Regions from separate parts of the Mus musculus genome. Here region 1 is linked to region 2. The links are chromatin loops, found by intact Hi-C in ENCODE. Cell type or tissue: heart. All regions are shown on one strand. Each heading gives the region's core, and the rest is flanking DNA. Links, peaks and the distances in the headings are about the cores only. Region 1 overlaps Adamtsl1 (ADAMTS-like 1). Region 2 overlaps Adamtsl1 (ADAMTS-like 1).

Evidence for each region. Hi-C counts contacts between places; a loop is a spot of excess contacts. Peaks named below come from ENCODE experiments on the same cell type or tissue, not always from the same donor. Only the 100,000 strongest peaks of a DNase experiment are listed, where the experiment ranks them.
Region 1: a loop joins it to region 2, with 1.9 times the contacts of the local background. A loop is called at or near these places in 5 of 42 quality-filtered maps.

What each region holds. Positions count from the first base shown.
Region 1 is chr4:86,303,438-86,316,287 of GRCm38, reverse strand. The region is part of intron 15 of Adamtsl1 (ADAMTS-like 1); the gene reads right to left. Among named protein-coding and RNA genes, the nearest start is that of Gm33730, 130 kb to the left of the region's middle. In heart, for the core only: no CTCF peak of the experiment used is centred there; a DNase peak (open chromatin) is centred at 5,357; H3K27ac peaks cover 2,968 bases.
Region 2 is chr4:86,389,284-86,402,133 of GRCm38, reverse strand. The region is part of intron 23 of Adamtsl1 (ADAMTS-like 1); the gene reads right to left. Among named protein-coding and RNA genes, the nearest start is that of Gm33730, 45 kb to the left of the region's middle. In heart, for the core only: a CTCF peak has its summit at 6,321; DNase peaks (open chromatin) are centred at 5,223 and 6,273; H3K27ac peaks cover 974 bases.

The DNA of each region.
Region 1 (12,850 bases), core at 1,698-9,697, 84 kb after region 2:
TTCAGTGTGGTGACTCTTGCTGACAAAACAGGGCCTAAATTGCTATCTCTTTGATAGACTGACTCCCACTTCATGTAAGCATTTATATGTTTTATTGTAGTGTTTTGGCCTACCTGAGTGGGATGTGTGATAAGACTCTCTTCTTTCTGCAAAATACCGGAAGTGCTAGGCAATGTGTATTTAAGCCATTCTAACACACACACACACACACATACACACACAAATCTGAATTCTGAAACACCTCTGTACCAGGGATTCTGGCTGGAGAACCATGGCCTTGTGTAAGGAGGGTGGTAAGGCTGGGAGCTCTGCTTACCTTCAGCTTCTGGGCTTTAGGTGTTAACTCATGGTTGGGCCCTTAGCCAATATGTCAGAAAGACTCCATTTCCCCAGAGTTCTTTTGCTACACTTCTGCCCTTTGAGCCCTCTGTCCTGCACATTACTATCCCTTTGGTCAAAATCTGCTTGCAGAAAAGGCTGTGTGGATGGAAATACTGTAGTGGATTCTCCACACCTGTCCAGCTTCAGAATACTTGACTCCTGACCAAGGATAGGCAGAGGGTGGAGGGTTGCCCTCCATCCCAGTTGCTGGTGTTCTCTTCCTTCCCTCTGCCAACAGCATGTGTACCTGGGGTGACTTGTCACTGGAACTCCACATTCCACAGTAGACTTGGCTTCCAGATCTCCTTGGGTAGCACTGGAGCAAGGTCCAGCCTCCTGACTAGTCCTGTCATGTTGCTGAGATCTGTTCAGCTCTAGATCTTGGGATGGGAGAACACTTTTAGCCATAAACCACAAGCCATAACATGACAGCAGTCTTGCTGGTATCTCACATGATCAGCAATAACAGCAGTCACTAACGACTGCACCACCCTATCCTAAGCCTCAGCCTGTGCAAATGTTTTAAGTGCACCATTCCTTTGATCATCATTACAGCCCTATGAGACAGGCATGGTTATTGTCTCTATTCGAGCAGGCGTCCAGGCCTGGAGAAGCTGAGTGAAGGGTTCCACATACATACGTCAATGTCACCTACTTCACATCCAAGGCACCATGACTTGGACTCAGGCCATGAAAAATGGAGCTGCTCTCTATCAGAGGTGAGCACAGTAGATTTGCAGTTCTAGCTCTGCTTCATCAAGGCTTCTTTCATGGAGATCCCAGCAGGACTCCAGGGCTGAGCTGAGACACGCGCTTATACATATATATGACTCTACGGAGAAGATGCTTGATATACATATATATGACTTTACGGAAAAGATGCTTGAAGTTTTTCCACTTTACAGAGTGAGCTAAGTAAGGCTCCGAGGCACTAAGCAATCTGTCCAAAGTTACCCAGCTACTAAACAAGAGAGTCAGGATTCAAACTCCTGTAGCTTTGGCTTCTGCATACCTCGTTACTAAACCACACTGTTTCTGAAGGCAGGATAAAGAACACGGCAGAACAAAGCAGTTTTGAGTGTCCCGGGCCAGGGTCCCTAGTGTTCAGAGTTTAAGAAAATGACAAATGGCAGAGTGACAGCTCTATTTCTTAGTAATACAAATAAATATACTGACACCACCCAGGTCTTGAACACACTTGCGGTTGGCATTCCAGTGAAGTGGCCATTTGGCAGCTGAGTGGGCAAAGGTAGAACGGAGTCTCCTGGAGAGACTCACTTGGCTTTTGAAATGTGCCTTTTGGAGCTAAGTGGGCCATTGAAGCCCATGGTGGCTGGCTGCCATTCACAGCTCTGTTTGTATTAGTTATTAAACAAAAAATACTTTTGCATTCCTTTGCATAGGGCTCATTGTGAGAGTTGCCAAATCTCTTCCCCTACTCTTCCTGAGAAGGTACTGACCTTTGCCTCCCAGCAACTAAGGGAATACAGGCATACAGAGCCTCCCTGCTTTGACCTATTACACTATAAGAAACCTCTCCTATCTTAATCTTTATGGAAAAAGTAGACTTGAAGCTTTATCCAACATTTTAAGATGCAGTTCTTGTTGGAATAAAAAAATTACAGTAAACTTTAGGCATTTAGTATTCTTCAAAAATTGCATGTAAACCTCCAACATGACATCTCTGCTCACTATTTATATCATGACATTTAAAAAAAAAAAACCAAAGTTCCTCAAAAATCTTTGTTTTTTGTTTTTGTTTTTGTTTTAGAATACATCTGCAATCAGGAGGCAGAGAGTAAACGGGCCCTATGGAGCGTGGTGTCTTAATCTAGAAAGATTAAGATGGATAGTCAGGTGATGTCTAGGCTCCTTCTCTTTATTTTCTTGGATGATTATTAGTCACTTCAAATTTATCTTCACATCTTAAACTATCTATTGCCCCCAGCTTCCACAATGCCAGTTTCAATGAAAATCTTGTCAAGTATGTCCTCTAATTCAAAATTTCCATTGGGAAGAGACGCCTTCAGAAAGGGAGAAAAATGTTTACCATCTGTTGAGAGATTAATAGTCAAAATACATAAAGAACTAAAATATTAAACTTCAAAAGAATTAAAAAATGGTCACAAAAAATACACAAAATATTCAACTTCTTTAGCCATATAAGAAATGAAAATCAAAACTGTTGGCTCAGATGGCCTGAAATTCTCTTTTTGGGCAATCCTTAACCTATATGTAGTCTAGGAGGAATATCTTCTGGTGCAGAGCAAGGCCAGAAGGGCGGGGAAGGGCTAGAGGAAGAACTCAGGCAAGGGGACAAATATACTGTTTGCTAGAGCTCTGTTGACAATGAGATTTCAAATGCTAGATAAACTATACATAAACAGTGGTAGGAAAAAATCAAAATTACCAGGTCCCCATAATGTCCATGGCTGGATGCATCAAAACAAAACAAAACTACTGAGATTCCATCTCACCCAAGTCAGAATGTCTATCCTCAAGAAAACAAATAAAAGCAAACTCTGCTGAGAAGGTAGGATTTAGGGTGGTGGTGGTCAGACCACTGCTGATGGCAACATAAATTAGGATAGCCATGCAGTCTCTTCAAAACAAATAAACAAACAAATATGATCCAACTTTATCATCCCTGGGTGTATAGATGTGATGGGATCAGAATCAGCATACACTAGACACTTGCACACTCACATTTATTACAGTGCTATTAATAATAATAATAATAATAATAATAATTGTAAAATCAGTCTAGGTGTCATCCCCAGATAGACGAGTAAAGAAAATGGAGAATTATTCAGCTCTAAAGAAGAAAACATGATGCCATTTTCAGAAAAATGGATGGAACTAGAGATTACCATGTTATCAAAATAAGCCAGTTTCAGAAAGAGAGCCATGTTTTCTCTTCTGTAAATGACAGTGACTTACAAAGGAGTAGGACATAAAAGTAGAATCGTGATTATTTGGGTAGAGGAAGGGAACCAGTAGACAAAAGTACAAGAGAGGAGAATGTATGCGGTAATATGATATGATCAAAGTGTAAGAAATACATGTTTGAAGATGTCATAATGAAACATGGGAGCAAATATACCATGAACATGTGCTGATGAAAACATCTGAAAAATGAAGCTAGAATGCAGAATAGGAGCTATCAGGGGAGAAAGGCGATGAGGAAGAAGGGAGAAGTGATCTAGAGAGGGTCCAGGGAACTGTGATCAAGTGCACTATGTATATATAAAAATAGCATGATGAGAATCATTATTTGACACAATTACTATGCTAATTACAAAGCCCTCCTGGAGTCAGAGCTGAGCTTTCAGTGGGGCAAGCAGCCAGCATGGCCAGGAATTAGCTTTGGGGGGATGTGGGGTGGGGGCGGGGTGGGTGGTGGGTGGGGAGGCTTTCCAGCCTGGAGCTGAACATCCTGAGTGGCTCTTTCTCCCTGCCCCATTCTTCCCCTTTGTAAGGGTTGCACTTTACCATTGGCAAGGAATGGCTCATTGGCAAGTCAACTAGTTCATCACTAGGCCAGTATAGCTGGAAGTCAAACATTCAGAGAAGACTGGACAAATAAACACAGATATCTGAAAAGTAAATTGAGCCAAGTTTCTTATTGTCTGTGAGGGCAATTACAAGTATGTGAAGGAGCAAAACCAGAATAGTCAGTCCTTGAAGAACTGGGTTGGGTTCAAAAGCAGTTTGTGTGTATGTGTGTGTGTGTGTATGGCCTTATGCATATATATGTGTGTGCCCCATGGAGATTCCTGTATCCACCTGTGCAGTGCTTAGATCACAATGCATGCTGGCTTTTATGTGGGTGCTGATGATCTGACTGGGTTCTCACACTTGCTATAGCAGGCACTTTATCAACTCATTCACCTCTTTAGTCCCCAACTCATTGCTGTTAAAAAACAGATACAGTGGGTATGTGCAAACACTCATAAATGCACATATTGCTTTCTAGCTCTTTTCACTGACAGCCCTAGAAGTGATGACACCCCATTGTCAAACAATCTGGTGCCTAGGCCTCAGGATCTCTTTAGTAGAGACTCTAGTTCTATTCTCTAATGAAACAATCATTTCCTATATAGTTGGCCCACTCCAGAGCAGAGTTAGGAAAAGAAATAGTGAGCTTGGAACACCTTGTTCTACCAGGCAACTGGGAAGTACTCTAGAATGATGGGCTTTATGTCAGAAGGACACAGAAACCAGCTAGGACAGGTCCCATTGGCCATGACTGCAACAACTTGATAATAATGGATGTTAATGGATAATAATGGAACTTAATCCTCAGGGTAGCCATATTGAGAGTTGGGGGTCATTTCAGGGGCATTTATGTCACACGATGTCTGTCCTCACCAATGGACAAATGCCAACATGAAAGGGCGTGGCAGTGGAAGCTCATTCCTTTCTTTACTCTCCAGCCTCCTTCCATATGAGGAGAGAGCATTGCATTCCTCATGTGTTCAGGAGCTCGCTTTAAACAGCAGCCCTCCCAACATGCCAGTGTCTTCATCTTAGACTTTCCACCATCCAGAAGGGTGAGGAATTTCCCCTCTTTATAAATAGCCCAGTGTGCTATTCTGTTTTATCAGCACAAGTGAACTAAGATGTTTCCCATGAAATGCTTGTTACTTACTATTAATAAACACAACAAGCCTTTTAAAAACCTGAAGCTTTGTTAAAAATGGAAGTTATAAAAACCATCAGTTTGGCTCCATGTCCCCCATATTTCAAGCTTCAAGCCCTTGGCTAGCCTCTGAGGTACTTTGCAAAGTGATTTGAAGTGCCTTTTTGGGTTAGGCTCCAGTTGATAAGGCTTGGCTTTACGCCAGTATCTAGTGACAAACTGCAGTGACATACAGCCTCTCAGGCCAGCTCCTGACTCCTCCCCTCTGGACTGTTCTTTCTGATCTCTGTCCCTGATAGCAGGGGTGGTCCTTGTTCCTCAGTGTGCCATTGTCTCTTTCCATAGTGGGGTTCACCTCGTTCTTTGGTTTCACATCTATTACACCACTGTTATTTGTTTCTTGGACTCTTTTCCTAGACCGCACACCAGGGCCAGCAGGACCTTTATGCATCCCGGCATCTTGGGGAACTAGATTAGTGCCTGATGCTCAGGGAGGCCTGTGTCACTTTGGCCTTGGGCTCTGGCACCAGATTATTCACAGATGACTTGTGTTCTGCTACTCGTTAGAAAAATCTTGGGAAAGTTATTTAGCAATTTTCCACAATTAAAATCGGAATAACAGAAATCATGGTTTCACAGGGTTGTTATGAGGTTAAAGTGAGAACTTCTGGGTAAGGACCTAAGGCTGGGGCCTAGGACAGATAAACACAAGATAGCAGAAAATGTTCTTGCTCTGTGCTAGTGTGTGAGGACGGAGCTGAGGACAGCGTAAATCAAGAGTTTATAAGGCTTCCTGGGACATATGAGAGAAGGGAATTTTGGTGATGGGCTCTTAGGGAAAGGACACCCATGTCTGACTTATCTTCCTTAGCATTTGCTGCCTAGCACTGTGACAGTGCCTCAGGGGGAATGGGGCTTATCCAGGATGCTGAGCAGAACTGCAAGGTAGTGGGAACATAGTGATGAGTAGGACTGTGGAAGTGCAGAAGATGTGGTACATGCTCATCACATCAGAAGTAAACAAGCAGGTGTTAACATTCATGTGTGTATGCCTCTCTCTCTCTCTCTCTCTCTCTCTCTCTCTCTCTCTCTCTCTCTCTCTCTCTCTCTGTGTGTGTGTGTGTGTGTGTGTGTGTGTGTGTGTGTGTGTATGTGTAGGCCAGAGGGAACTATTCCACTCAGGTGTCATTCTTAAGAAACCATTCATTTGTGTGTGTGTGTGTGTGTGTGTGTGTGTGTCTTTTATGGAACTTGCCGAGTAGAGTTGCCAAGTTAGGGTATCTGGACAGCAAACCTCAGGGATCTACCTCTCTGTGTCCCCTCTGCACTGGATTAGAAGTATGTAGCACCAGGCCCACCTCGTTATCTATGGGTTCTGAGGATTGTAGCTAGGTCCTCATGCTTCATGAACTGAAATCTTTCTTCACTCTGGCTTCTTCATCTTGTAGATAAGCAAACTGACATTCAGAGAAATAAGCAGTTTCCTCTGTACTGGGAACCGGACTCAGGCTGCCCCTTCCATTCTGCTCTGTCTTGAAGGACCCGAGGAGTGCATCATTAAGGGTTATAGAAAGGGAGGCAGAGGAGAGAGGAGCCACTTCACTTGGCCACAGGAGATAGATGAGCTACCTGTCACCCATGACCAGTGCACTTTAGGGAATTCCTTAAGGGGGACTAGAAGAAACACAAAAGATCAAAGGATGTGGCAGGCATTAGAGTGTAAAACCATTCTGGAAGGCCAAAACTTAACCAAAAGCTTATATGATAAACAACATCAGGAAAATCAGGGCTTGCTGTAAAACTGTAATTGCTGTAGCTCAGGAAACAGGAGATAGAGCCATGCTTCTCTTGGAAGCCTACCCACTTGGCATGAGGTTTTGGCTCCATAAAAATAATTGTAGCCAAGATTACCAAACACCTGAGGTGGCAAAGCACTGACTTATATATGAGAGCTGTGTGGCCAACATGAGTGCTTTTACCGTGCCAACTGCCTCACCATCTTAACCATTTCTCAAAAGAAAATAAACAAACCAAAGTTATCAGCATTACGAATTGTATTTGCTAAGCTTTGTTTGATACTCTTAATAAATTATTTTATGTTTATGTGTGTGTGAACATATGTCTATATACCACGTACATATGCAAGCCTGTAGAGGCCAGCAGAGAGGTCCCATTCCCTGGGAATAAAATTATAGACAATTGTTATGGGCCACGTAAGTGTTGGGGACAGAATCTATGTCTTCTGCAAGAGTGTAAGCACTTCTAATCACTGAAGCATCTCTCCAGCCCCTACAATTGACATTTTTTAAAGGTTCTGAGTAGCTCTTGAGATTGTCATACTTGTAGCACACCTACTTACCATCTCATGCTATTAACTCAATATGCTTCTTTCATGGAGTGGGATAAAGGCAGAATAGCACCAACACTTGTGACAACTGTGCAAAGTATCAGTGTCTTCTCTCCATCTTTATACTCTTCTATGACAACGGCCACTGTCCCAAACACCCACATACCTGTTCACCTCTATACAGTGTGATTTCACTAGAACATCTAAGCTCCGGGTTGCCATTGTCTTTCAAACTGTCTTGTAGGTTTTTATAGATTAAAAATGAGATAGAATTATTTTTATTTACCCACAAGAGAAATGAAACCTTGTCATCCATTAGCCAGTGCTTGAGCCTACAGGATACTAGATTCGGAAAAATAATTTAAGCACAGGAAGGTAAGTATTGCATATTCCCATATACAATGCAGAAGCCAAATAAAGGGATCTCATGAAAAGAGAGTATAGTGAGCTATTACCAAAGGTAAGGAAAGTGTGGAGGAAAGAGAGAAATAGAGGAGGAGGATGGCTAGTGGGCAGAACATGCAGTGCATAGTAGGACCAAGTTTCATTGTTGTGCAGCACAGCAGAATATTCATAGTCCATAGCAATTGATTGACTCTCAGAATACCTAGTAAAGAGGATTTCTGCATGTTCTCATCATGAGGAAACAGTAACTGAAGTGATGTATGATCTTAATTGCTTGGTATGATCTGCCTGATCAGGCGCACCATGCCTGTGAATAGACTTATGCTGAGCCTCGCAGGTACATATATGCAATTATTAACTGACAGTTAGAAATAAAGCTGAGACTTCCTGGCAGCTGCTGTAACTCAGATCTGAGTTTCCCGGGAGCCTAGTGGTGTAGACATAAAATTCCTGTGATTCTTGGGAGTTTGATATTTTGGTTGGCTTGTCTAGAATTCTAGGTAGAAATTTCTTATTCCAGCTTTCCAGAGTTGCTTTCCTGTGGTCAAAGACACTGAATAGATTTGTGGAATAATCAACATGGTGTTATTTGTTGTTTCACACAAACATAGCGAAGCCCCTTCTTTTTCTAGAAAAACTCTCCTTCAAGCAAGTGAGCTCCTGCTGGGCTCAGTCACGTCCCAATACACACCTTGGCTTTTTCACCTTTGAACATTTATTTCCAACATTCCCTGCCTGAAAGAGTCTTCCTGTTCCTACCTACAGGTCAGATTCAAGCCCTTCCCTCCCTGTGTTCATTTACTTTGCTGCTCTGAGCTAAGTGCCAGGCCATCTTATGATCCAGTTTGTTCGTTTCTTCCCTACTGATCATTCCAAGTAGAACACAAAGCTTTCAAGATTTGGAATGCAGGGTTTAAAGGTAAGGAAGTGATTTCGTTCCATTGAGTCAGGACAGACATCTCTAGACACGCAGTGATTTAGAGGTGGTATTTCACATGGAAACGCTATAAACCTAAGTACTATAGTCCTCCCATGGGTTGAATTGTGTGCCATCCCAATGTGTATTGGAAAACCCAACCCCCAGCATGATCCACTAGAGTATGATCTGTTTTTGTCAAGGACAATTGTAACTGAGGTCAATAGGACAGACTTTAATTTAAAATGAATGGTCTTAAAGAATTAAGGATTAAGTTGGGTATGAAGATATACTTGAACAGAAAAGAATACGGCCATGAGGTAAGCAGCTGCCCTCCCTACAGCTCCTGGGAGCACATCCTTCACTTCTTTACCTCAGACTTCTGGCTGGGGAATGAATTGTTACCAGAGGTCATCACCTAGTTGGTGTATTCAGTTGTGGTTGGCCCAGCAAATCAATAGGCTCTCTGGAGTTAGTTCTCATGAGCAGTGTTAAGTTTGCCTGTGGTACTTGGACACTTACTTACATTTGTAAGTTTCCTAAGTGGAATGCTTAGGTCAGCACTTTGTGTCAGGGTCCAGAGATTTGGTTTTGTCATCTGTAACAAGACTATGCCTCCTCTTTCATCACAATCTATGCTCCAGCCTTGTGGGACTTTAATAATCTCAACCAACTCAGCCAGTCCACATGTTGTGTAATCATTGCTCAAAGCCTAGTGTTATGTATTTCAAATAGTGGGTTGAGTAATTAGAACACAGATATTTAATGGCTTTGAGAGACCATTATAAAGACATTGTGATGTATGTGATAGATGCTATCCATTTACTTATTCATTTCAGTGGCATCTATTGAGTACCTTTGTAGGCTAGCCTCCATGTAAAGGGGCATCATAGTCAATAGAACCAATATAGATGTAACTTCCCAGTCTACACTATGAGACCAGTAAGTGTGAGAGCATAGAATATAGGCTTAGGCATCAAGAGAGACAAGCCCTGGAAGAGCTATCTGGGGTCAGTGAGTGCTATGGTGAATCTTGACATGTAAGTGGTAGCCAGCCAAAGGTGTAAGCAAAGAGAGTGCAGGTAGAATGAGGTGTAAGAAAGGAGACATTTATAGAACTGAAATGTTGAACTCCCGTCTCAGGGCTGGAAAAAGTATTCAATACAAAATTTCTTATATCCCTGGGAACTTCTGTCTCTTATTTGTCATTGTCTTCAGTGATGTACCTGTGAGTCCTGGAAAGCAGAGGTCTTTTGGACCACCAAATCCTTCATGGAAGGATGACTTGAGATCACTGTATCACAAACTCATGGCTGCTGGGGCACTCCTGGATAGGATATACTTAATCAATTGAGAGCTGAAATTACAAGGGTCTTTTTGTACTGGGTGTCTCAAAAGATGTTAGCCTCAATATGGTTCAGATAGGACCATGAGGACAGGATGGCATGGTGCTTCACATAACTCTTTCACCCTGACTTATAGGCCTATAAACCTATTTTATGTTGCCTGGCTGTAATTTTCCCTAGACATATCTTGTTATCTCTGTCTCAGAGTTTGATAGACAAGTGCACAGAAGCAGTCAGATATTGCTGTAGGAGGCAATCAATCCAATCAGAGCTGAGATGAACACAGTATGAACATAGAAGCCAGACACAGAGGCATGTACATATGCAGACATTGACATACACAGAGAAGATGTATACACACAGATGTTAGACACAAATATATCATATACTCAGACACATAAAGACAGACACACATAGAAACATACATATAGACAGACATATGCACACATTAATGTTACCCTTGGACACACATATCTACACACACACACACACACAAACACACACACACACACACACACACATTCACACACACACACACACCCCTCTGGAGGACAGGATGTTGCTATTTTCATGGACATTCTGTTTGTTCACAGAGGCATTTGCTCTTTCTAGACATGTAGCTTCCTTTCTTGGGGATGAAGAAAGTGACTTTCATAAATATTTTTATGTTTGCCACACACACACACACACACACACACACACACACACACACACACACAAATACCAAAAATTATTTTTCTAGTTAGGTTCAGAGACATCTTCATATAGAATGTGTTTTACTTGTAGACATTTTCTTATCTTAGGACAGTTTATGGAACTGTTTCTGTCTAAAGTCTGTACAAACAGAAACCTCAGTTTAGGATTCATATTGGCTTATTACATCCCTCATTTGTTCTTGATTTTACATGTTGCTATTTATTGCTAGGACAATTAGCACTGAAACACTATTTTTAAATGCACTGGATCTGATAGAATCATCAGAGCACCCTGATCTCATTTACCAAGGCGGAGGCTCGTGAGCATGATGTCGACACACTACACCAGCCCAAATACTGGATCACAGTATGCCAGTGCGGGACTCTGCTGCCATTAGTGGTTTATAATGTTGGGCATGCTGCTCTGTTTGAATGTCAACTTGTTTACTTCAGAATCAGGATGGCAATAATTACCACGCTAGCTTCCAGTATCTACTAGGTCCTGTTGAAAGGGTGTCATGTGTGTTAGCTCATTTGTTCTACATGGCCTCTGATGTAGCTATGCACTATTTCACATAGGGGCAATTGAAGTATCTTAAAAAGATCACACAGTTAGTAAGGATGCAAGAGCTAGCCCTATATTTGGTGTAGAGTTTTAACCTGTGTCCTCCTCTGGTCAACCTCTGGCATGTTCAGGGAATAGAGGCAAAGCAGCTGAAGGCAGCTGCCGTGGTTATTCTTGTGATTGTTGCTATAACAATTTTCATGCCCAAGACAGAGCAATAGGTCTTTGAGGTTCCTTTTTGCTTATTCTTAGAATTCTAATAATTAAAATAACTACTCTACTTAATTTTGCTTCTTAAGTGTTTCATGCAGCCCAACATTTCCCAGGTCACAGGGAATATTACATACTTTCTCAGTTGGGAAAGCAGGGAGAGTTGGGCACTCTGAGCGCTGAGTTCTGAAAAACGGTGGAACCCATGTGGCTTGGGGTCAAACCACAGTAAATGCTTTGCTCCATGTAAGATGGAGGTCAAGTGAATTATATTTCTAACACATTACTAGGACAATGATCCCCAAACTCTGGGAGTATGGTCAGTTTTAAATTTCCTCTTTTTCATTTCTTATTTTACTCATTATCCTCTATTCCCCATTCAAAGCATTCAGGCGCCATCATTGATATGGACTATGGATGCTCCAGAGTGTGAAAATCTGTCCTGGAGGCAGCTGATATCCATGTAGCTCTACATATTATACTCAATGGCTGCTGTTGAAGACTGAGCCACAGAGAATAACTACAGAAAGAAAATCCTTTCTTCAAGTGAAGAATATATTATGTCTACCTGTGGCTATCTGGGCCCTCAGGCCACCTGTCTCTTTAATCAGCTTCTTAGTGCATCCTCAGTGACTAGGGCCTCTTATAAACAGCCTACCCCTGTAATGCCAGAGGCTCACCTGCAAAGCTTCACATACATGAATTAATGAGCCTTTGTACCTACCCCAAGGTGGGTGCTATTCATCCTTACCTTGTGGAAAAGGAAGTGAGGACATCAAGAGGCTACAGCATTCTTCAGGGATATGTTGATAAGAGTGAAAGAACCAGGGTTTTAGCTGAGGATGTGGCTCTGGGACTGCACTCTGACTTACCACAGTGGCTTTGCAAATTACTTACAATAAGCTCATTGTTCAAAGTTGGGAGTTGTTTTCAGACTCTCAGTATCACAGAGCAGCTAGTGTCTACCTGGGCAAGTCACTTAATGCCACTCTTTCCTCACAGATAAAATTTGAGAATTGGACCAAGTTACATGCTGAGAGTCTATGACCTGAGGGTGTGAGGGAGGGACTCTTCGGTCAAAACTTCTAGACAAGATTATTGACCAAACTTCTTACAGATTTCTAATTTCTCAGAGAAACAGAAATTGTAAACTGAAAGCCTGTCACTGTTTACTATTGAAGTGATGGGATATGGTGAGAATTCAATAATTACTAAATTCTTTGCATGGCCATCCCTCAACCACCCAAAATGAAGGAACCCCCAGTTCTAGAAACTGGTTGGCAGCATGGTGGCCCATAGCAAATATGGATTTCCATCTTTGTAATCTAGGTTGTGTAGTGAGG
Region 2 (12,850 bases), core at 3,322-11,321:
CGGCAGGAGTCCATGAATTATGAAAATATAAACAAATTTTATGTCCGTCCCCAAATGGAACACTTACCCCTTGGTACGTCTGGGAAGACAGTTTCTGGACCCCTTTGGGTGTTGAAGGCAGAAAATGTCTTAGCCTCTGTGTCAAATGGTGCAGAATCAACATGTAACATGAAACATGTAACACACATATCCTTCAGTGTGCTTCCAGTTATATCTAGTTATGCAAATAGTATGTAAATAGCTGCTATGCCGTGTTATTTAAGGAGTAACAGCACATAGAGACTGTGTGTTGAGTAAAGCCAGGTTTCTTTTTCCTGACTACTTTTCATCTGTACCTGGTTGAATCCCTGAATATGGAACATATGGATACAGAGACCAAAACATATTATTTATATAACCAAATCAAGTTTTGTATGGAGCACGGTTAGGTTCTGAAAGCAAAGAGTTCTGCAATGGTTTCTTAGTAAAAGCTTTGATTACTCTGCTTCACTTTTTTTGGTATTGTTTTTAACTCTCTGCAGTTATACTGTCATTGGGATGATTTTAGTGTCCTTAGCAGAAGCACTTCACTATAACCGTGTGATACCTGGAATCGCCATTCTATCACTGTGAATTAACTGTTGGAGGATTTGAGGGGCTAGGAAGGTTTCTTATGGTTGGGAACAAGATTATAGGGCTGGAATTAAGAGGATGTGCAGTATTTGTTGTGCATATAGGAGCACCATGGCCACCTTCTGCTTGGCCCAAATCCCTTTACTGGGCTCAGGAAGCTGGCAGGACAACAGACACGCAGACTTATGCTGATTTATCTGTCTTGATACCACTTCAAAGAGTCACACATTGTACACGGTTCCTGCCAGGGTCTAGAAAGGCCTCGAATGAATTTTTGGTTCTATCTCCTTGGAAACAAAATGTACAGGGAACTCATTATTTCTGAGCTGCCCAGCCAAGAGAGAAGTAAGGAATTCCATAATTACAGTGGATTTTCACATTAAAAATTCTTGGTAGAATGGTGACCTTGGGGTTGAACTTGTCGTTCACAGACCGTTCAGAGATAAGGGGTTAGAAGTGGAGGTGAAAGAATCTGAACCACCAGGGAGATGTGGATGTATTACAAGGTCCCATCTCACAGGTGATAGATAGTTCAGCTACTGTGATCATTATCTGATCCCTCTTGGCCCGACACATCTGCTGGGGTTTGTGCTGACAGGCTAGCACAGGTGAGGAGTAGCCACAGACATCAGCAGACCACTTTTTGAATGATAAAATTTCCAAGAAGACTGAGAAGCCTTTCTAATTTTAAAAGTGCAACCCACAACCCTTGCATGGTTATGTCCTGGCAAAATGTCCCTTCTACCTTCTACAATTAAAACATGACGGCAGCTATATGGAAACAAAGCTGAACTCCACTGCTGTGCTGTGATCTTAACGATGCCAAGATGTTATTCTGGCCTCCTTTCTAGGCACGCAGGGGAGAGGCATTCAAAGCTGGCCTCTGTTTCTGGGGCTCTGCAGAGTTGGACCGGCAAATGATACACGCTGTTGAGGGCTGAGATGGTATAACCTTCCTGGTACACAGATATGTATGAAAGACATCTGTGCAATTGAAGCAGATTTCCAGGTTTTAGTCACTCGATTTTGCATATTCCATATGTATGCTTGGTTTGAAATTTTACCAGTAGCAGAAGAGATGGAAATTCTTCCTTACACCTTTCTCTCCACTACCTGGTTACTTACAGTCAGTTTTGCATGTATTTGAAAAGTTCCTTTTTGAAATAGAAATAGTAAAGCTAAGCTACAACTTCAGTCCTTTTCTACTTTACATTTTAAACTCCAGGGACTTTGAGATTTGAGGAGACTTTCAAGATTATAGGACCAGTGCCAGGCAGAAGAGGAAGTTAGGAGTGTATGTTCATTTCCAAACATTTACCCAGAAGACATAAAGGAGTGTAGGTAAGATGGAAGCTGGGTAGCATTTCTGCTGTATAAAAGACAGACACTAATTATGTAAGAGTCGAAACTCACCCTATTTCTACATTAGTAGCCAACTCCACTTCTCCAAACTGAACACAGCTCATGGAAACACTGCTACTCCCCAAGGGTAAGATGGACTTCACTGGGGACCAGACTCTGCTGAGTCATGCTTCCATAGACATCAATTATTTACACACACACACACGTACACACACACACACACACACACACACAAAGGCATCAAGGCTCCAGAGACCCAGTGTAGGACTTAAAACAGGAACATGTTCCTTGCTTGTTTGCATCTTCATGGCTCTCTGGGAAGGATGTGTGTGGTTCCGATTCCTACCAATGTTTTCTTGGCCCATCTAATTCTATAGATCCTTTATGATGCTGCATAGCTCCTATCTCTTCACAAAGTCTTCTCAGATGCCGTTCTCTCGGGCAGACTGCATCCTATTTCTCTTATAGAGAAAACACCCTCTGTACTCCAGTGTGAAGCAAGGACTGAGAGGAAAGAAACTGTTCTTAGCCAGGAGAGCTTCGCAAGTGGTCTGGAATCTCTCCTGAGTTTGGCTTTTTCCCCCTAGGGTTCTAGGAGCCCTACTTTGTGATCATTCTTTACTTTTAAGAAAAGGGAAGCTGCTAAACTTGGAAAAATGTATCTACTGTGTTTTATCTCCTTTGGTTCTCAAAACCAATCCTGAGATGGAGGTTGTTGCCCTCTTTTACTAGGTAGGAAAGGAAGACTCTGAAAGGCTAGGCGACTCCATCAGAGAACTATCCCAAAGCCCATGTTTTCTTTACCCTTTTGGCTCAGTAGTGGCCTGGACCTCTTGCTTAATTTATCTGAGATAAGCTGAAACTCTCAAAGAGAACTTGACTAAAATGTAAGTGAAGTTAACAAGCAAAGAGTTAAAGAACTAAGAAAGTGAAAAAGGAGTAAGTTAATGAAAAATTAGGCTGACTGAGGCCTGAATCAATCTACCACCCATCTTCTTTATCCCTGCTGCTAGGACTTGGCCACTAAGTTGACTCAACTTCCTTCACTCTGCTACTTCAAGAAAGGAAGGGCTGGGGCAATAGGGAGCCTAAAGGAACTGCACACACACCATGTGCAGAGATACCACTCTAACACTTTAAATACTATATTTACCCTTTTCTTTTTGGGGGGGGGGGTTTCGAACAGGGTTTCTCTGTGTAGCCCTGGCTGTCCTGGAATTCACTTTGTAGACCAGGCTGGCCTCGAACTCAGAAATCTGCCTGCCTCTGCCTCCCGAGTGCTGGGATTAAAGGCGTGCACCACCACGCCCGGTTTATTTACCCTTTTCAAGAACTCCAAAAAGTTATGCAACCATCTGTCTTCAGTTAATAGGCTAAGGCATGAGAGCTTGAATCATTTGTCTGTGGCTATTCAGCTGTCAGTAGGTAGCATAGCCAAGCCTGCTGGTTCTAGAACCTGCCCTGATCATCGTGCCATGCTCTGAAATGCAGGGGAAGGGCCCCATTAGGCAGCATGGACAATAGAGGATGGAAGGGAAAAGTCTTTTATGAGAGGACCAAGCCTTGCAGCCTTGGTCTTTTATTAATTTTCAGAGTGGCTGCTTCACCCTCATGTCTCCTTCTATTATACTGCTATTACATTACCATTATTCTTCTATTACATTACTGTTATCACTCATGGGCTGATCTTTTTAAACCAAAGAGTCCCTTCATGTTAAGGGCATGCATGGGCCAGGACCTCTGTGCTCCTACCCAGAAGGTACCACACATGGGCCCTCTAATCAGGCACCCATCTTCTGAGCTACTTCTTAACATTTGACACTTGGCAGCCAGCAACTGTCCCTAAATCCAAGGAAGAGCTTAGTGTAGGCCACAGTGAAGAAGAGAATAGACTCTTAGGTTTATGACAACAGAAGTACAAAGGGCAAAAAGGAACACATATTAGCTTTAATTTTTGTCCTGGGCACTGAGCTAGGCACACTGCACAGAGCTTCTCATTTAAGTCTCACAAGCCCAATTCTGAGGGCTGGGTTATTTATCCCAGTGAGGAACCAGATGCTGTGCATTTGGAAATGGCCCTTCCAACGGAGGCGCCTTTTCCTCTATAAAGCTGGCTGAGAACTGAGGCAGGAGGGTCTGTCTCTCCTTTCACAGATCCTAACAAACCCCGAGACACAATCCTGCCCTTTTTCTTCTCTAGTTTGCCCTTGGGCCCTGCAGCTGCTGTAAACCTGCCAGTCTAGCACCACACAAACACAGAGGGGGCACAGAACACGAGGGGGTGTTTTCAAGAGCCATTTCATGGTGAGGAAGGATTTATTAGGGCAAGTGTGGAGTTCCCCATTTTCCCACTGGTGGCCTCTCAATACCTGTCTATTTTGGGGACACCAGACTTATTCACATCGTTCCTATTGGGTACGCTAGGAAGGGCAGTGGCCTGGGAATTCTGTCTTGGTGCCAAGAAAGGGCAGGAGCAAGTGTGAGTGAATTTTCTCAAGGTCTCCATTTCCTGATTATCTAGAATCTTAAAATAAGTCCATGCCTGGTTACTTGCTATGGCCTGGAACAGTGGCAAGTGGGGGAGATTTACTGCCTTGCTCTCTCTGCCCAGCTATTTTAAATGTCACTTATGCTTTGGTGTCTTTTTATATTTATGGTTGTGTATTCCAGTCTGAAGAACTGCTGTACTCTTCCCATGGCTTCCCCATAAACACTCTTTGAAATACTGACTTCATTTTACACAGTCTGCTGCTAAGCTTCATCTCCTCCCTATTGGGCTCTGTTAGCCACTTCAAATTTTACCTTAAAAAAGAGACCAAAGTAAATAAACACAGGCTGTGAACAACAAAAAAACACCAGTCTTTCTTCTTTGTGGCAAAGCATATTCTCCTTGTGGGCAGTACTTCAGGAAACAAAACATGACTTCCTTGTGGCATGAAATCTCAGCTTCCCAGTATAAACGAGGAAACAGATGCCAACTGTTCTTTGAAGAGGGTCAGGATAAATTTCTTTTTTGCAATGGCTTTCCTCATCAAGGATGCTGGTCCTGCCCTTCAGGTTGCCTTGCCCTTCCTCTGCATCACTTTCCCTGACACCTCTGGGGTGGGTCCCATTGTGAATTAATTTCTACCTAACCTTTGGCCTTCAGGTCTTGTTGTTCTCACAGCTATCTTTGGAGAGGAAGTAGTGATGATCTTAGTCTTCCCCAGGATCACCACGAAACAGGTTTCCTAACAGATGTGGCCTAGGACATCACTGATGTCATAGCGTGCATGGGAGGAAGTTCCTGATGCAGCCTATACCAGGGGAATCAGGAAGTGCGCTTCTAAGGGCGAGGGTGGAGGTGGGGGACAGATGGAAAAGCTGTAATTAAAATAGAAATGGGAGATGGGGTGACTCAGGAGGACCACGGCCCTGCTACCAACCTCTGTTTTAAGATGCTGGAGAACCGAGCTTCCTTTCTCCCTAGGATCTGGAAGCAAGCCCAGAGACATGAAATGTCTTGTAATACTAAGTGTAATGCTAAGTGACTAAGAGAAGGTTGTCCATAGCTTTGACTCTTGAATTGGGAAATACAGTTTTACTATTATGGGACAACAACCATATTCCTTAGTATACTTGCTGCATAGCAAAAATTACTCTATAGAGTAGGCAAAACAGGGGCAGGTACAACACGCAGTGCCAAAAACAGTTCCTATTTCTCTCCTTGCAAAAAAAGTTTGCCCAGCCCTAGTGTGGAGCAGGTGCCTAGGGAATCAGTGCAGAGTGATCACTCCAGGCAGGGACAAAGACCTCTAGGATTTAGTTTGAGGTCAAGGGAGGGTATTTAGGGAAAAGAAAGCTCAAGGCAATGGCAAAGACCAGGGGAGTATTTGGACAGAAATGGAGTTATTGTATAAGACAATAATAAGGGTGGGGAGAGAGATACATACAGTGTTAGATTTTAATAGCAAAGAAATTGTGTGCTAAGTTAGACTATTCTAAATGATGACATATTCCATTTTTTTTCCACTCTAAGCATGTAGTAAGGAATGGGGAGGTGACTTTGGAAATCCACTCGACCCTGAGAATAAGTTCTTTAAAAGTACTGATGCTTAGCTCTGCCCCCAGAGAGTCTAGCTTAATTGGTCTTTGTTGAAATCGTTTTAAATTTCCCAGGTGGTTCGATTATCCATTTGGGCCCCTCTTACCAGAGGGAGGAAACGGTCAGGCACGTGCCTGCTGAAGCTTCAGGCCAGGTAGGCTAGCAGGTGCCCAACACATGTGAGTCAAATTAACTCAGGAATATTGGCTTGTAGCGGAGCCAGCTTGATAAGCCTCTGGTTTACTAGAGTTAGCTGTACAGCATGCAGTTGGCCACATGGCTTCTAATAAAAGAAATCACTTCTGCCTGCCTTTGCCTAGTCCTGGACAAGCTCACAATGCTCAGTGCAATATTGAGTCAGTTTATAAATTGGACATTTAAAGACTTTTTTTTTCTCTGTTGTTTTAATGCGACCATTTACAAGGCCTTACAAAATTTGCCCTCTGCCTTCTTGTCTATCTGGTCGGCTCTCCAGCCCCCATTTCTTCTCTCTGTGACTCCACTCCAGCCACTGTGGACTCTTTGTTGTTCTTGGAGCGCACGAGTCACATCCTCCCCTGCTGGGGATGTACCTGGCATTTCTTCCAGCAGACATGAACCATGCTCAGTAGCTTACTGCACATCGATGCTCACAGATCATAGTTTTAAGAGCTCCTCTGGTTGTAGAGGCAACCTCCTTCCCACATTCTGAACTGTTCCCTGATGGTCCTTTCTACTTTTTGGTGTTCACACACTAACACTGTGAACTCCATCTGTAGACTGCAGCTCTGGGTTTTGTATGTTGCATGCATGGTGGACTTGGATTGCCCACCGGTGTGACATTCTTTATTGGAATGGCCCAGTTCTAACTTAGTGCCAGAGAAAGCAATGTTCACCGTTTAGGGTGAGATTGTGGATCATCACCGCTCTAAACAGAAGTCTTGGGCCAGTTGAGCTTTGCAGTTGTCTGCAGAGAGATGAATGTCCCGAAACTGTGCAAATGTGGACAGGTGGTTAGTGTGGAAACACAACTGTGTGAGCATGGTCTGTGAGCCTTGGTCCTGATGACTGATGGGCTCTGAGATGCAGAGAGGATGCTAGTGCTGCTGTGAGGCTGTAGTCTGAGCTGGGTGTGTGCTGGAGCCCTGCAGGGGAGAAGGGCCAGGAACACTGAGGATAGACTAGTCATGGGCTCTCCTGCTCTTTGCAAAATCATTGGGCACGGGAAAATGGCTCTTGTGGGGATGGGCCACGTGCCTCTAGCAGGAATGCTTGTAAGGTCTATGGAGTTGAGCTTGTTCACTGACAAAGGAGAGAGTGTTCTAAGAGCAGCAGTTCTCAACTTGTGGGTTGCAAACACTTTTTGTGAATGACCCTTTTATAGGGGTCATCTAAAACCATTGGAAAACATAGATATTTATATTATGATTCATAACAGTAGCAACATTACAGTTATGAAGTAGCAATGAAAGTAGTTTTATGATTGGGTCACCACAACATGAGGAACTGTATTAAAGGGTCACAGCATTAGAAGGTTGAGAACGTGTGTGTGTGTGTGTGTGTGTGTGTATGTATGTGTAAGCTAGATGCATGTGGATGTGTTTCTCAGAACCTATTTTATTTTCTGAGACAGAGTTTCGGTGAACCTGGAGCTCACTAATCTGACCACACTAGGTAGCCAGCAAGCCTCAAAGATCCATTTCCCCCAACCCCCACAGACACATGCCAGCACACCTTGCTTTTTATATGGATGCTGGATAGCCAAACTCAGGTCCTCATGGTGGCAGAACGACACTTTACTGCCTGAGCTAACTTCACAGCCACACACAGGCATCTGTGTATTTTGTTGCTGGAGTCATCTGGGGAAAATCCAGGGCCGATAGAACAGGGTTTTCCTCTTTGCTAATTGGTAGGATGTTCTAAGTCTTTCAGGGTCTTAGGTCTTAGGAAGAATGCCTAACTCAGTAATAGGGCACAACGACAGTGGGAAGACTGCTACTTTGAAGCAGGATTTGTGATTTCCATTATAGACCTCAGCATTGCAGTTAATAATGTGTCGCAAATGCTTTCTGCATGGGGCCGGAAGAAGGATGCCTTAGGCGCAGGGGCCACAGGGCTTCTCAGTCGTGAGTACTCAACTCTGTTCTGTGGCATGGATGCTTCTGAGGACAACTCGCAGGCTGGTGAAGGGATGTAACTTATAACAATACAGTTCTCTTCACAAAATGAATAGCTTTTAGAACTCTGCCATGAAGCCCCGTCAAACAGGTTTAAGACTTTGGGTGTCTTCTAGATTTCTTAAATATAAGTTTAATGCATAGCAGAACAAGCATATGAAGGAGAACCATACCAAGGTCTCAAGTGTTCCACTCTTCAGAGACATAGTTAAGGGAATGAAATGATGGCCACAGTACAAAATATCTGAAAACCATGTATCTAACTTTCAAATTATATAAAGATTTTTGAAGATTCAGTTCTAAGTGAAGAAACCTCCGAGTTTAAAAGATTGATAAAACATCTGAGCTGGTTTTTCACCAAAGGAATTGGGATGTAATTAGGGAAAGCTGCTCAACACTGCTGGTTATCAGAAAAATATAAATGTGAACCACACCGAGATCACTACCGACATCCTAAAACTAAGACAGCAAGGAGAGCAAGCTTTGCTGGGGACTTGGAGGATCTAGAATGTCACAAGGTGCTGATGTGGGTATGAAGTAATGTGCCACTGTGAAGAGAAGTGTGGCCTTTTATTAAAGTCCTACCCACACACCTGCCATGTCATACAGCCTGTCTCCCCTAGGCATTTAGTGAAGAGAAGTGAAAGCATATGTCCATTCAAAGACTAACGCATGAATTTTTATGCCAGCTGCATTTTTAATAGCTAGAAGCTGAAGTAACCATTCTGTTTCTCAATCGATGGGTGACTAAGTAGACTATAATATATCCATACACAGAGTGCTAGGCAGTGAAAGGAGACGTGCTCTAATGACAAAGGTGGTAGCATAGATGAGGCTAAATGATGTGATAATGAAGAAGTCCTAGCTGACAAGAAGGGGGTAAGCAGGATCGGATGAGGAAAGAGTGTGTGTGTAACTCCCCAAATAAAAAAGATTCATAAAAGAATGGCATTGTTCCCTTTATGTAACACTGTGCACAGTGAGATTGCCAACTCTGCTAGAGAGCAGATTAATCAGTGGTTAGCTGAGGTGGGAGGAGTGGGAGAGAGCAAGGTTTCGAGGAGTGATTGTGAAGGGGTGGAAGGAAAAGAGATCAAGCCAGGAAGGCACACAACAAACAAAACCAAAGGTGTGGAAGGAAACCTTGGAAATGCTGTATGCTCAGTCTGTTTGCCGTAGGAGCCATTTCCAATGTAGATTATGTGTGATTTGTTTCATGTCGATTATCAAATGGTTAAACATGCATAAATATATGTCCTATAAATCAATAAAAAGGATAACTGTCATAAATGAACAGATGACACTAATGAGCAATTCCTAAATGAAATTAGGAGACTGAAAAATTTATTAAATTGCAAAAGTAATAAAAATAAGGATGTACTTATAATGTTTCTTGTACCTCATGGCTTTGTGCACTACAATTACAGTGATGAATGTAAAAGCTTGTGATTATAACCTATGGAGATAACACTTTGGAGACATGGGACCTCTTATTCAGTTCTCATGGGTATACAAGAGGAATACAATTTAGTTGGGGGAAAATTAGATAATGCATAGTAAGACCCCAGACAGTATGAAGACTTAACACAATAAGTCTGCCATTAGGAATTGATCCCAAGTAAACAGGGGTCATGTGAAGACAGAAAAAAGTCATTATGGTTATTTTTTAAAACAGTGAAAAGACTACAGAGACCACAAAAATCCAACAGAGAATTGATTGACTAAGACAGTATTCTCTGTCAACAAAGCCATGAAAAGTGAAATCATAGAAAAGTTTTTAGAGACATAGATATTTGTTGGCTATCACTAAGTGATAAAATCCTTAAAGCCAATGTGCAGCACGTAGTTATCTTTAGGTAAAATATATAAAGGATTCACACTCATACCTCAGGGTTGAATCATTAGATATTTTTCTTTTTCTTTTTAAATTTGATTTCTACTTGTTATACAATGGAGATATATTGTTATGATAATTACAACTTCAATTAAAGTTACTTAAGAAAAATAACTTTACCCTATAAATGAATACTATTGTCCCTGGTGATCCTTCCAAAAACATTGTATTCAAAGTTATAAGAAGGTTTAGATACCCTGAGGAGGTCTGAGATGCTTCTGCTCTGAAAATGGAGACTGTGGGGCCCCGAGTTAGGGCTGGACCAAAGGTAGTAGTGCCACATCATGGGACTGGCTCTTCCTTCTAGAGAAGCTGGTATACTCTTGAGCCTCCTGCAGAAAGGACAACTATCACCAAGTTCCAAAGAAGTGGTGCTTGTGTTGCTCAGGACAGTGGATCAGGTAGGCTGGACCCTCTCTCTGTACAGCAGAATTCAGTGGGCATTTCCTACTAAGAGACTTAGTCCTAATTTTCTATGTTACACTCACGGAAAGTTAGGCCTAAAGAGCAGACTCAAGTGCTATGCCATCAGCTGCAGCTGTGGCTTGAAGGGGACTCAATGCCAATATGCCATCTAACTAAAACAACAGTCTATTTCTGGAAATAGATTCACTCACCCCCTGGAATCTCAACACTCAAGTCTCAGCAAATCAGAGCTAGCACTGAGATATGGCTTTTAAGACTCCGATTCTCCCTAATCCCCTTCCTTTAATGAAAGAGGAGAACCACAACCCAGGAGCCACTGCTCCCGTGCCTCACAACCATGTGGTACCACAGTGCATAATTAGATTACAGGCAGTCAGCCCCAGACACCAAGATACTTGAGCCTAACCACTTGCTGGCTCCATCAGTGCTGACAAATGGCTTTCATCCATGAAATCAAGTGGATCAGGCATGGATAGTAATGAATTCCAAGGTAGTACCTGTCCTGAGTGACAGAAGATACACATTTCCATCTTGGTTTAGAATATGTTACCCTCAGCATAAGATTGGTCATTCAGAGTGCTAGATGGATTGTCCTGAGTATTTCTTTTACTACATCATCCTCTTGTAAAGAAAAGCTAAGTGCTGAGCAGACAGCTCAGTGGCCACTTCTCTTACAAAAGATCTGAGTTTGAGTCTCAGCAACCATGTCTGGTGAATTACAACTTCCTATATTTCCAATTTTAAGGGATCTGACTGCACGCACACACACACACACACACACACACACACACACACACACACACACACAATACAAAAGTTAAAAATCTCTAACTATTCATCTTAGCTTTTTTTTTTAATAGTGCACTTGCTTTTTCCACAGTCCAGAATTCAAGATGTTCCTCCATTTGCGGCTCTTTGCTGTTTTAATGTCTTGGGAACTCAGTGTGAAACTGCCTTGCTGGCCTGTTTCTTATGACCGAGGGCCCAGCCAGAGGACCAGCTAGAGGTGGAGACCTGTCCAACTGGGAGCACATGGGTGAACTAATTTGGATGAGCAGGAGAAACTCAAGGTGGACGGAGGGCATCAGAGTTGTTGATGTAAACTCTGGCTGAGCCTTGCTAGTCTTGATTCCAGTCTAGCAGCCCATCATCAGGCTCAAAGCAAAGGTATTGCACAGTTAGTTCTAGAAGGATCCCTGACAGACATTCTGCACAGTTCATCTCAGGATCCATGGCATAATTTTCTTTTCTTTTTTTCTAGTCACGAATGCCCATTTCTCCCACATTCTGCCTATCTGAATGCTACTCACACATTTTCATAGCATCATGGAGGCTCTGGCCTGTGAAAACCCAGTTTTCAGAGACCTGATATTTGACACAATTTCCTAACTCTAATTTATCTCCACAGTTGCACACAGAGCTCCCTTAGGTCTACAGTGCTGGGGCAGCGCTGACTTTGGTCCTGGCCGTTACACCCAGGGACTTTATGAACACTGGCTCACTGTCTCCTTCAAATGGAGCAGTCTGGAATATTAAGGTGTTTTAACTGTTAGATTTAAATACCAGTCTAAGGTAACAAAGCATCATAAACTAGCAATGGAATGCAGCAGCAAGCACAATAAATCCTTATTGCCCATGGCTAAAATGAGACAAAAATATTATTTCAGAATAAGGGAGAAAGAAATTACAGCTATCATAGAAAGGTATGCGTCCCCGAACCTTTCCTGCTTGTGGAATGGTACCTGAGTGACCCAAAAGATTCATTCAGCTTGAAGATTAGCAACTGCTATGACCTTTGTTAGTTACTGGGCTCTAACTAACAGGATAACGAGGAGTATAAAACAAAGATGTTTAAGTTGTCCATACTTAATTTGGAGTAGGCTTATCATTGGTAAGCCAAGGAACTGACATTTGAAGCTTGCATGGCTTCTGATCAGTAGGATATGGGAAAATATAATGCCAAGTTCTTCATGTAATAGTAAACAGAAGAGGGCCACTTTTTGATTTGATGGATGTCTTACCTTTACCTAGACCAGAAGAGAGAAGACAGCTGTGTTCCTATCCGCTGAAAGATATAAGGGCTCTCCACTAATTTCAGACAATAATGGAAATTGAAATTGAAGGAAATCTTTGTATTCTAACTGTAAATCCACTGAAGGTCTTGGCCATTCAGATAAGTAATTAATTGCCAGTGTGACAGTAAAACTTAGGGTGGGACACTAGAGGAACTTTAAAATTTGAGTCAAGAGAATAATTCTATCTATTGTTATCACATTCAGGCACACATAGTGTAGAGAATTTCTCCATTTTCATGGT